Regions from separate parts of the Homo sapiens genome. Here region 1 is linked to region 2. Evidence: read pairs that join two places in POLR2A ChIA-PET (ENCODE). Cell type or tissue: PC-9. All regions are shown on one strand. Each heading gives the region's core, and the rest is flanking DNA. Links, peaks and the distances in the headings are about the cores only.

Region 1 (5,353 bases), core at 354-5,353, 57 kb before region 2:
ATCAGGGCATTTAGCATATCCATCACCTCCTATAGTTATCATTTCTTTGTGGTAAGAACATTCAAAATCCTCTATTCTAGCTATTTTGAAATATACACTATTGTTAACCATAGTCACCCGACTGTGCAACTGAACACCAGCACTTATTCCTCCTCCTAACTCTAATGACAGTAGCAGGAACCCTGCCAGAACCCAACTCCTTTTCAGCTCAAAAGAAGAACATAAAGTTTCTACCACAATTTCAGTAATTCTTTAAAAAAAAAATTTGGCATCTCCACATAGTACTTAGTAAACCCTATAGCTGTAAGGTATTATGTAACTACAGTAAAGTTTATTCTGTAAAACATGGGCCTTTATATCCAAATTCCCATAGCACACCACTAAGAAATTCTAATGATCAAGCCATTTTAATAGGTTTTCAGTAGTAATAGCAGGATTAAAATCCGTATGAGTTTTACAGACCTAAAAGGAGATGCATTTGAATTCAGGTTACTCTAAATAACAGGCTACGCATGACAAGATTCATAAAATTGTATGAAGTGTGTTGTCAATCTGTCTTTAATGGTTTTTAAAATGAGTCCCTAAAGAACACACAATTTGACTTTGCTAATTTCATTGCAGCAGATGGCTCCTGTGTTGTTGCATGAAAAAGCAAAACCAGCATTCCCGTAATCCTAAACATGCTGCTGTAAAATACAAGATCATTACTGAGAGCAAATAGTAAGGCTTCTATTAAGATTCTACTTTCATTTGGTGTCCTGAATGGGGGTGTTTAATTTTTGATGCACTACTCAGGTGCAAAACATTTTTTAGCCGTAGCCTAACAACTGTAAAACATTTGAAAAACTTGGTAAGAACAAACTACTATACGGGGGGTGCGGGGGACGGGAAGTTACATGAACTATGACCACAAAACTACAGGAATCACCTTCCTCTCTTCAGCATGCAGTAAGTGTAAAACAGGTGTGTTACCCTTGACATGGAAAGATGGCACTACAAGTCTAACCTCAGAAAAAGCACAAATACCAAAATTAGTCTTTAGTGCCTTCACATGTCCATTTCTTATATCCCTCTTCTTGACATCCTCGGGCTCTCTCCCCATCCCATCAATTTCCTAAGACTTATTGCCTCCTTGTGAGAACTAACCCACAGTTATTTTTCCTCCATCACTCAATGTTCATTTCAGCTGGTGTTAGGTGAAAGACAGTCTTATTAAACAAACTCACATTGAAACCTTAGCAGCTAGGGTAGTATTTCTCCCTACAATATTTACATATTAGAAGAGGTATTTGCTAACATAGATGAATATCAAATTGATAAAACTTCAGATGATTATATCATCTCGGATGGTTTAGCATTCATCAATTACTTGAGAAAACAGCAAGCAGACCAGGCAGGAGTTAAGAGACCTACCACTACTAGACTGCAATTACTACCTCCCTGACTCAAGCAAGTTACTGAAACTCTCATTTTATTTAAAAAACGAGGTCAGGAGTTCAAGACCAGCCTGGCCAACATAGTGAAACCCCATCTGTACTAAAAATACAAAAAATTAGCCAGGCATGGTGGCAGGTGCCTGTAATCCCAGCTACTCGGGAGGGTGAGGCAGGAGAATCGCTTGAACCCAGGAGGCGGAGGTTGCAGTAAGTGGAGATCACGCCACTGCACTCCAGCCTGGGTGACAGTGCAAGACTCCATCTTCTATATACATAGAGATATATATAGAAGGCTTTGGTCTCAAAGGCCCCTTCTAACTGTCAAGTCCATGATTCTGTAGGACTTCACCTGTGTAAGGTAAATTCCAACACCCAGTCATTATCAGTGGAGCATCACTGGTGTGTGCATGTGTCCTTGACCTTAACTCTTATCCCAGTGAGACAAATCATATGTAATCTTTATGTAGAAGTAGACCAGAGAGTTTAGTATCAGTCCTGTTTATTCAAAGATCTTTCTATTCAAAGATCTCTTTAACAAATCATCAAATCCTTACCATAGCAAAACGAGATTAATCAGGGATGATTTCCAGAAAGCAGCAAAGCCGGCAGAACTATGAGTCATGTCCATTTAATGACTTTCATGCTTTCAGTGCCACATCACTTATTTCTCTTTCATTACATTTGCTATAATGGGAACCTTATTAGCAAAGTAAAACCATAAAACTTATCTTTTATCACACCTAATATTTGATGGTATATCTGATGCACTTTCTTTTTGTCAGTTGACAATTTGCACCTCTTAGTGCCTGTATTAGTCTGTTCTCACACTGCTGATGAAGACATACCTGAGACTGAGTAATTTATAAAGAAAGAGAGGTTTAATGAACTCACAGTTCCACATGGCTGGGGAGGCCTCACAATCATGGTGGAAGGCAAAGGAGGAGCAAAGGCATGTCTTACATGGCGGCAAGCAAGAGTGTGTGTGCAGGGGAACTGCCCTTTATAAAACTATCAGATCTCATGAGACTTACTCACTATCATGAGAACACCATGGGAAAACCTACCCCCATGATTCAGTTACCTCCCACCAGGTCCCTCCCGTGACACATGGGGATGATAGAAGCTACAATTCAAGATGAGATTTGGGTGGGGACACAGCCAAACCACATCGGTGCCCATTCCCAAAGTGAGGTGGCAAAGCCTAAAGCAGGCCAGGTGTTTGAGAGCAGGAGATGCCTGTGGATTCTGACGCTCCTCAACAAGCGCATCCAAGTGCCATTATGATGGGCAATTCATGAGGAACAGGAGTCTTCTCTCACAATCACCATAGAATTGGATAGAACCCCTCTCTTCAGGTTTTATAGAGCTATCCACTGCCATTGGATGGCAATTTTTGGAGATCTGTTGTGAACCATATAGCTTTATAATGGATCCCTAGAAACAGGGAATCCAAAAATATAGCCAATTCAAACAATCCACCAAGATAAGATTGTGACGACTGTGGGCAAATTTCCTATATTTTACTGCATCTAATAGTTGAGAAAAGAAACAATTTAAATCTTTTTGCATTATTCTCAAAGTAATATTTATATAGTATTTCACAGTTCTCAGAAGAAATAAAGTAATTTTCAAGATAGAAATTCTTTTTCCTCAAGTACGTACCAGGAAACAGCTGGTGATGTTTTATAAAGGATAAGAAACTAAAGCAGAAAATTACACTGGATTTTCTTTTGTCACACACCAGGGGGTGTAAAGTGAGGCCTCAAGAATCTCATGCTATTTCTTAATTCCCTAAGCTCTATTCCCTTCAAGAAAGAGAAAATATCATCTGAAAAATTACAGTATTTTCACTAATATATGTAATGTATTGGAATTCTTATTAGAAATCCATTTGTATTAGCAGGTTCAATAAAGGTGACTATAATTTTTCGCTTTATTCTTCTGCTCTGTAATGCTCTATATTGTCTGTAATGCAAAATCCGCTTCCCCTTGCCATCAATACAAGACTTTTTATGACTATTAAAATTCATTTAAAAATCCATTATAGGGGTTTTTCCCCCCAAAGATACTGGATAGTAACACCCACCCTTCACGACAAGAACTGTCAGGGGCAGCCAATGTCATTAACACTGTTGACTGAGTTTCAAGCTGAATCTCAGAAGTCATACTAGAGAAAAGAACAAAACGCATGGCTTGAAGCTGTGCATATAATCTTAACCTGATTCATCTCCATGTCAGTCTGATTTGATTTGTTAGGTGAAAAATAATAATTAGTTCAGTCTTCAATAAGGTAAGTCTGTCTACGTGGAATAAAGTCATGAAGGGCTGGAACTGAAAGAACTTAACCTCCACCAGATGGACACAGGCCAAGAACACAGCACTTGGATGGTTAAACCTTCCATGCTTTAGAAATGCCTAAAATTCAAATTCAGTACAGGATAGTTAGCTTGCTCAGTTCAACTGATCCCAGTTGGATTTTATGTAGCCAGTTGAAACAACTCTGACTACATATCTAATCCTGAGACCAAATTTCTCCTGACACAGGAGTCTATTGGGGTTACGGTAGCAACAAACTCACATATCTGGGTTCATGTGAGATTTTAGAGCCGAATTTAAACCAGATTTATGAGCATTTAAAAAATGACACCAGTGATCCTTGGGAACAGATTATGTTTTCAGCTAACAGCCTCAATTTAAACACCTGAAATATCTTTAATAATTCAGAATGCCCTGCCCCTTCTCAGCACCACCATGACGACTACGCTTGCCCTATTTGAAAGGTATAGTAAATGATGAAATTTGCTGCTGATTTATTGTCATGAACATTCTATTCACTGGAAGACATTCTAAAAAGATAAACGGAAAAAGCTTCTCTTACACCTTGAGGCTGCTCTCAAGGGAGAGCTATAAAACAAAAAGTTTCATTTGACCACACATAATGAAACGATATTAATGTCAGTAATATGTGCTCGTCTACTCAAATTCCACCACGTATACTTTTCCTCTCATAAAAAGGAGAATTAGCAAAAAAAATATGGTAGAACAAAATCTTTTTGCCTATGCAAAGGCATCATATTCTGCTTATAATACACTATTAACATGTCCTGAAAGCTTAACTTGTTCAGCCCATACACAAATTTCATTAGGAATGTTTATTTTATAATCAAACAGTATATGTGACATTGTTTGTAAATAAGGCCTGTGTACCAAGGGATACTAAACAATTACTAAAAATATACACGATAACGTGAGTTTTGTATTAACCACTGTATTTGTATTATAAATAAGTGAAGGAAAGGGCATGAAAAAAATAAATTAATCCTTCTATTGGCTTGCAATGTGGCTATGAATATTATATGTCTCTGAGTCATTTAGTCATTTGTTACTTAGATAACAAATATCCATCTGGTAAGTAGTTAAAATTACTAGAACTATTTCTCAATTAAGAATGATTTTAACACAATAGGCTTCTAGCCATTGGTTGATGTGGTTTAAATAATATTATCACACATTCTAAAAAGGGAGCCTCAAAATAAAACTCTGAAATAAAAATATCTAACACAGCCAGGCACGGTGGATCACACCTGTAATCTCAGCACTTTGGGAGGCCAAGGCAGGTGGATCACCTGAGGTCTGGAGTTCGTGACTAGCCTGGCCAACATGGTGAAACTTCATCTCTACTAAAAATACAAAAAATTAGCTGGGCATGGTGGTGGGTGCCTGTAATCCCAGCTACTCGGGAGGCTGAGGCAGGAGAATCACTTGAACCCAGGAGGCGGAGGTTGCAGTAAGCCGAGATCCCGCCACTGCATTACAGCCTGGGTGACAGAGCGAGGCCCTGCCTCAAAAAATATATATATAGATAGATAGAGATATATATTTAATACTGGAGATCAACGTTATCCCCACTTGAGTAT
Region 2 (5,389 bases), core at 252-5,251:
GCCAACCCTCAACTACTGGGCTTACACGATCCTCCCACCTCGGCCTCGCAAGCAGCTGAAACTCTAGGCATGCACCACCATGGTTGGCTAATTTTTTAATTTTTTGTAGAGACAAGGTCTCACTGTGTTGCCCAGGCTGGTCTCAAACTCCTGGCCTCAAGCAATCCTCCTGCCTGGGCCTCCCAAAGTGTTGGGATTACAGGTGTAAATCATCATGCCTGGCCAGTTTTATGCCATTTGAAAAATATTTGGGCTTATATTTTATGGCTTTATTTTATTTTGTATTATAAATTCATTTTTATTTTATTTTGTGAAAGTATCAGTTCATGATGAGTTGTGAGGGGAAAAAGGAGTCCATCACCACCAGTAGCTTCAGCACCACCACATCAGACTATTGAAACAAGGAGAGACAATCACAATATATAGTTAAGTAAGAGATGCAGGTTCATACAATGACAAAAAGCACAAGAGAATAACAATTTTGGAAAATATGCACATATGTTACATATGTAGGAACAGACCTTAGGTCTCAAGACTGGGGTCTTAAGATTAGGGATCAGTATGCAAAGACTGACCTTGGACTGTCAAACCTTGTTATAAACCCTCAGAAAGATTTTAGGGTGTTACTAGTTACTCTCATCTATTATGCAATCAGGCATGAGGCCTGATCCAGAAAAGTTAAGAGGTATCAGGAGGGTATAAAGACCTCCTTGATTAAAGGGAATATGGTTTTTGGAAGGACCTAACTGAATCCTCAGCTCTTCAGGCAATATTATCATCATCAGCTGGGTGCCTTCCCCCAGACAATATATGGGCATAAATATAGATTATCTAAGCACAAGTGCAGATGACATAAGCAACTGATAGATTTACCACACACTTACCAATACCATGAGCTCCAGATTTGCAGGTATAATGTAAAAGAGTCATATCTGTCAATCCATCTCTATCATTCACATTGCAACCTCTCTTAAGAATCTGAAGCAGTCAAGGAAAATATGGTTACAACCTAACTACTGAGGTACCTATTGCTTTCAAACCAATGCTGAGGAACCAAGTTAGTCTATCGTATCTGAATTACTTCTCAGTAAAATGTATAGACAGTATGAGCATATCTTAAGGGTAAATTTTTAAATCTGTACTCAACAACAATAATGAAAACTGAACTTGTCAGCAGGCTGAAGGAAATTCTTAAAGATTATTCCAAAGGTAATCTGGCACTCCAAATATGTTCCTCTCAAAAATGAGCAAAATTTTATTTCTATGCGTGTAATGATATTTGAAAAAAGTATAAGCACTCTCTTCCTACAACACAGCAACATACTGGTCAAGGAACCCTCCCTCAAAAAATCTAATATTCTTAAAGACTACATTCAAGCCTATATATTTACCAAACCAACCAAAAGTGTAAATAGAACATGATGGTAATCAAATCCCTTTATGAAATGCATAAAAGTTTACAAAATTAATTTTACAAAGAAGGAAATATGAAAAATGCCCCTCCCTGCACCCGCCAGGAGTCTACAAATGTCAGAAGTACAGAGCATGAAGAAATAATCAGAAGAATATATAGTATTAACTCACTGCCCCATGAAAATCCTGGAAATACAAATAAATATCAGAACTTTTAAAGGGTTTCTCCTTTATTACCATCTTCCTTTCAGATGGGGAAAAAAATCTATACCATTAACAATCCTAACAATGCAAAACTTAAAATGTAAGAATTCCTTACCTCATTTCCAATAATGTCAATGTTTTGTTGGACCTGAGGAACCCACTGTCTCAAAATGGCAAATAATTCTGAAACTGAAGTTTTGGGATCAAAAAGAATTTCCTGGCATGATGCATCATTAGGATCAAAGAAAGAAAATTCTGAAATAAAAAAAGATGCAAATTAAATTTACTAAAAGTTTCAAATAAATATATTGAAAATAATAAACAATAAAACCAAGGTTCAAATGATACAAATATTTTAGATGCTAAAAAAAAATCAGAAGTATCTAAATAAGGAAAATATTATGAACATTTGCTGAGCACTTACTAAATACTTTAAAAATCCTCACCAACACCTTACCTGGCAGGTATTATTCTCATTTTGCACATGAGGAAAGCAAAGCTCAGACTAAATAATACCAGCTCAACATCGCACAGCTAGTAAGTGGCAAATCTGGGGTAGAAAACCAGGTCTGTCTCCAAAGTCTATCTTCTTTCCTCTATTATTCTACTTGCTGAGGTAACTCACCACTGAGCTCAGATTGTAACAGCATGCATAAGTAGTGGGACTCATTGAGGTTTTTTTGTTTTTGCTTTCTTCTTTGCATTTATATATTTTCCAAAATTATACTATGTACACATAGTTCTTACTTCTAGAGTCAGCATAACTAAAAGATGAGAGGCACCAAACTAAAGACACATATACAAGCAGAGCAGCAGTCCATCAGAAGAGAATCAGAAAGATTGAACTGAAATGTGATAACATTCGTAAGCTTAGACAACAAAATGGTCCTGTTAGGCAAAAATCAAAATAGAAGCCAAGACAAACCTTGGCCTCTGAGCCAAAGTCCCACCCCCAGCTCAGGAAAACCTGTAAGGACCTATTCTCCAAAACACCTACTTAAACTGCACATGAAGCTTGAACTTCATTTCTTGGTCAGCATGACTCAGCACATTGCAGCAAATCAGTAATGACTAAACTAACCCACTCATTCTAACCAGTGAGAATTAAGCTGTATGAATTTCCTTTTCTAGGCTTTATAAACCTTACTATAACCTTCGTGAGACAAGCTTCTTACCACTTTTGATTTGGAAGTCTCCCTATTTGCAGTTTTTTACTAACTTAATATTTATATTAAGAAAAGCACCCTGAATTTTCTTTTGACAGTTTTTGATGTCAGAAGCAGGATCAGAAGAAGACCCCTGTGAAGCCCCAAGGCCAGTAACTAGGTGCTGGTACCCAGGGCCGCAGCACTGGCTGCTCTCTCACCCAGCCATGGAGTTCTAGAGTAAGTCTCTTTTGAATCTGAGCTCTCCTCCTTCTGTGTAGAACTCTCCAATTATGCTGAACAACCTTTGCTGAAACTTCTCAGGAAGTCAACCTATTCTGTTCAAAAGGGGGAAGGGTGAAACACATGATTCCCTGTGTTCCAGAGCAGCTGCTGAAAAAAGAATCCTTAATAGTTAAGACCTTTCAGAGAATCTAATGCAAAGATGGGGTCCAAAAACACTGTGGATCAGAATCTTGTGAACTTTACAAAGTTCACAAGAAAAAATAGGTGAACTTTACAAAGAATAATTTGCAATTTCAGTGACCACTTCGGAGAACCTTTAATTTAGGTAAGATAGTCTGCCTTTGGGAGTGCCCTTGAAGGAGGAGTATCCTAAGCCTTTTGGAGACAATGGAATGCATTCTTTGATTTGTATGCAGAAGCTGCTGAACACAAAATGACTCAAAAATAGCTTCTCTAAAAGCATCCCTACAGCACTCAAATAAAAAAAAAATCTTCACTAAAAAGCTGTAGCCATCTGAGCAGGTAACCTTGACTTGTTCCATCTCTCACAGGTACAATTTGGATCCAGCTTCTTTTATAAACCAATAAGCTTTGTATTATTTTAATTGACACATGGCTAAAATTTGGAAATGAAAGCTATAAGATCTCTGTGTCTGTCTGTATACACAAACAGACACAGAGATCTTATAGCTATGTATGTTCAATAGACATAAGTAAAAACAAGTGCTTATATAAATTAAGTATTCCTGAAAACTCTCAGAAAAATAGGAACTAATCCAAATGCTTTTCAAGTTCATGTGACTTGGGTAATTTTCAATAAACAAAAACATTGTTGGTTTAGTTTAAAAAACCAATATGCCTTCAGAGTTGTCAGCATTAGACATAAGGCAGACGTACAACTTTGATTCTATGTAGGTCTACTAGTCAAATAAGCTCATGTTAGACAAGTGAATTACAAATAAGCCTCTGCTATCTCTAAGTTACAAAATTTCTCAGCAAGAAAAACAAGATGATGCTTAGCTATTTAATGTCTCATGAAATTTTCGTAAGTAATCCAAGCATAATTGTTCAAAACAAGTGAATTAAATCAATGTAAGTCCACATAAGATAAATACTGAAACATTAATTGCTGAACATAAGCTTATCTACTTTTGGACAGAGAAACTAAAGATACCTGGGTGTGTTAGTAAACATGTCCTGTGCTACACTGAAAAATTATAATATAAGGAAACGTGCTTCTAGAAATTATGGTGTATTTACATAGATTTCTCAATCTACAGAATGCTAGCGTGACAGTCAAGAAAAAATGTGAAGTAGGAAGATATGTTTTTTGCTGAAAAAGAAAATGAAGGAAAAAAACCAAAATGGCTATAGGAAGTTCAGAAGAGGGAGAGAGAATCTTGTGTGATTAAGCTGGCTAAAATTGAATGAATCTATTATCATTCATATCAAAATAATGCATAACTAGCATTTCAGCTCCTGTTAAAACGACTAAACTTTCTTGGAGTATGGGCCTGCTCTTGATGGGAGATTGTGAAAGGTTTTTCTTTAACTTTTGAATGGTCTGCCTAGAAAGCAAAGATTCTGTATTTTGTCAAGATAATTTCATGTGCTTCGTGCTGTCTTTGATTAAGTTTCTCTCTCAAAAAGTCAAGGGGTTTTGTTTTTTTTTGTTTTTGTTTTTTTTAACAACTACATGGCTTTCTCTGTATTTGCCTTTGAAATCTTTGTCACTTTGGTTAAATGGATAACTAAATACCTGTAATCCTATTTAATCAAGTGCTTTGAATCTTGAATCTTTTGGGTATTCTTTTTATAAACGTCTCAAAAATCAAATTCTGAATGAAGTCTTTTCTGACCTTAGACTAACTCTGGGATTTTTCAACGGCCCCTAGAAAATCTTGTTCTATTTCTTTAAAAAAAAAAAAAAAAAACACAGACATTAAACTAATTAAGCATCTTTGCATGGGAAGCATTGTCAAATAAATGTGAAACTAACTAGGCTTATTTGATATGTGAAACTAACTAGGCTTATTTGATCTATTACACTGCATGAGAAGCATTGTCAAAGGTGATGCTTAACCTTATGTTATTTTTGTATGACTATATTATTAATGTAAGTGTTTTAGAAATTGTATGAAATTCCTAGAAATTGGATATGTTCTGGTATAATTTTATCAGTCATAATTCCAGTTATTATCTTCAAATGTTATAAAATAAACAACCAAATTTCCTTGTCAATTGCATTAAAATGAACTGTCATCAAATCTGTAACTATGGACATTTTAAATCTTTTGCCATCTACAGACAGTGATTTTTTACTCTGATATTTTCCTGAAAGCTTTTGCAAGCATCTGTGATACAAAATTGCTGGAAGATTT

The links. ChIA-PET counts read pairs that join two places held together with the same protein. Peaks named below come from ENCODE experiments on the same cell type or tissue, not always from the same donor. Only the 100,000 strongest peaks of a DNase experiment are listed, where the experiment ranks them.
Region 1: POLR2A ChIA-PET joins it to region 2 with 11 read pairs; 3 of 35 experiments call an interaction of 5 or more read pairs at or near these places.

The regions. Positions count from the first base shown.
Region 1 is chr2:29,184,821-29,190,173 of GRCh38, reverse strand. No RefSeq gene overlaps it. Among named protein-coding and RNA genes, the nearest start is that of CLIP4, 72 kb to the right of the region's middle. In PC-9, for the core only: no CTCF peak of the experiment used is centred there; no DNase peak of the experiment used is centred there.
Region 2 is chr2:29,127,741-29,133,129 of GRCh38, reverse strand. CLIP4 (CAP-Gly domain containing linker protein family member 4) reads right to left here. Exons shown (of 16, transcript NM_024692.6): 3 at 1,733-1,872; 4 at 885-978. It overlaps LOC124907747 (a long non-coding RNA gene), which reads left to right and starts at 2,782. Exons shown (of 2, transcript XR_007086264.1): 1 at 2,782-3,002; 2 at 5,316-5,389. In PC-9, for the core only: no CTCF peak of the experiment used is centred there; DNase peaks (open chromatin) are centred at 2,639, 3,109 and 4,277; H3K4me3 peaks cover 4,155 bases; H3K27ac peaks cover 4,250 bases.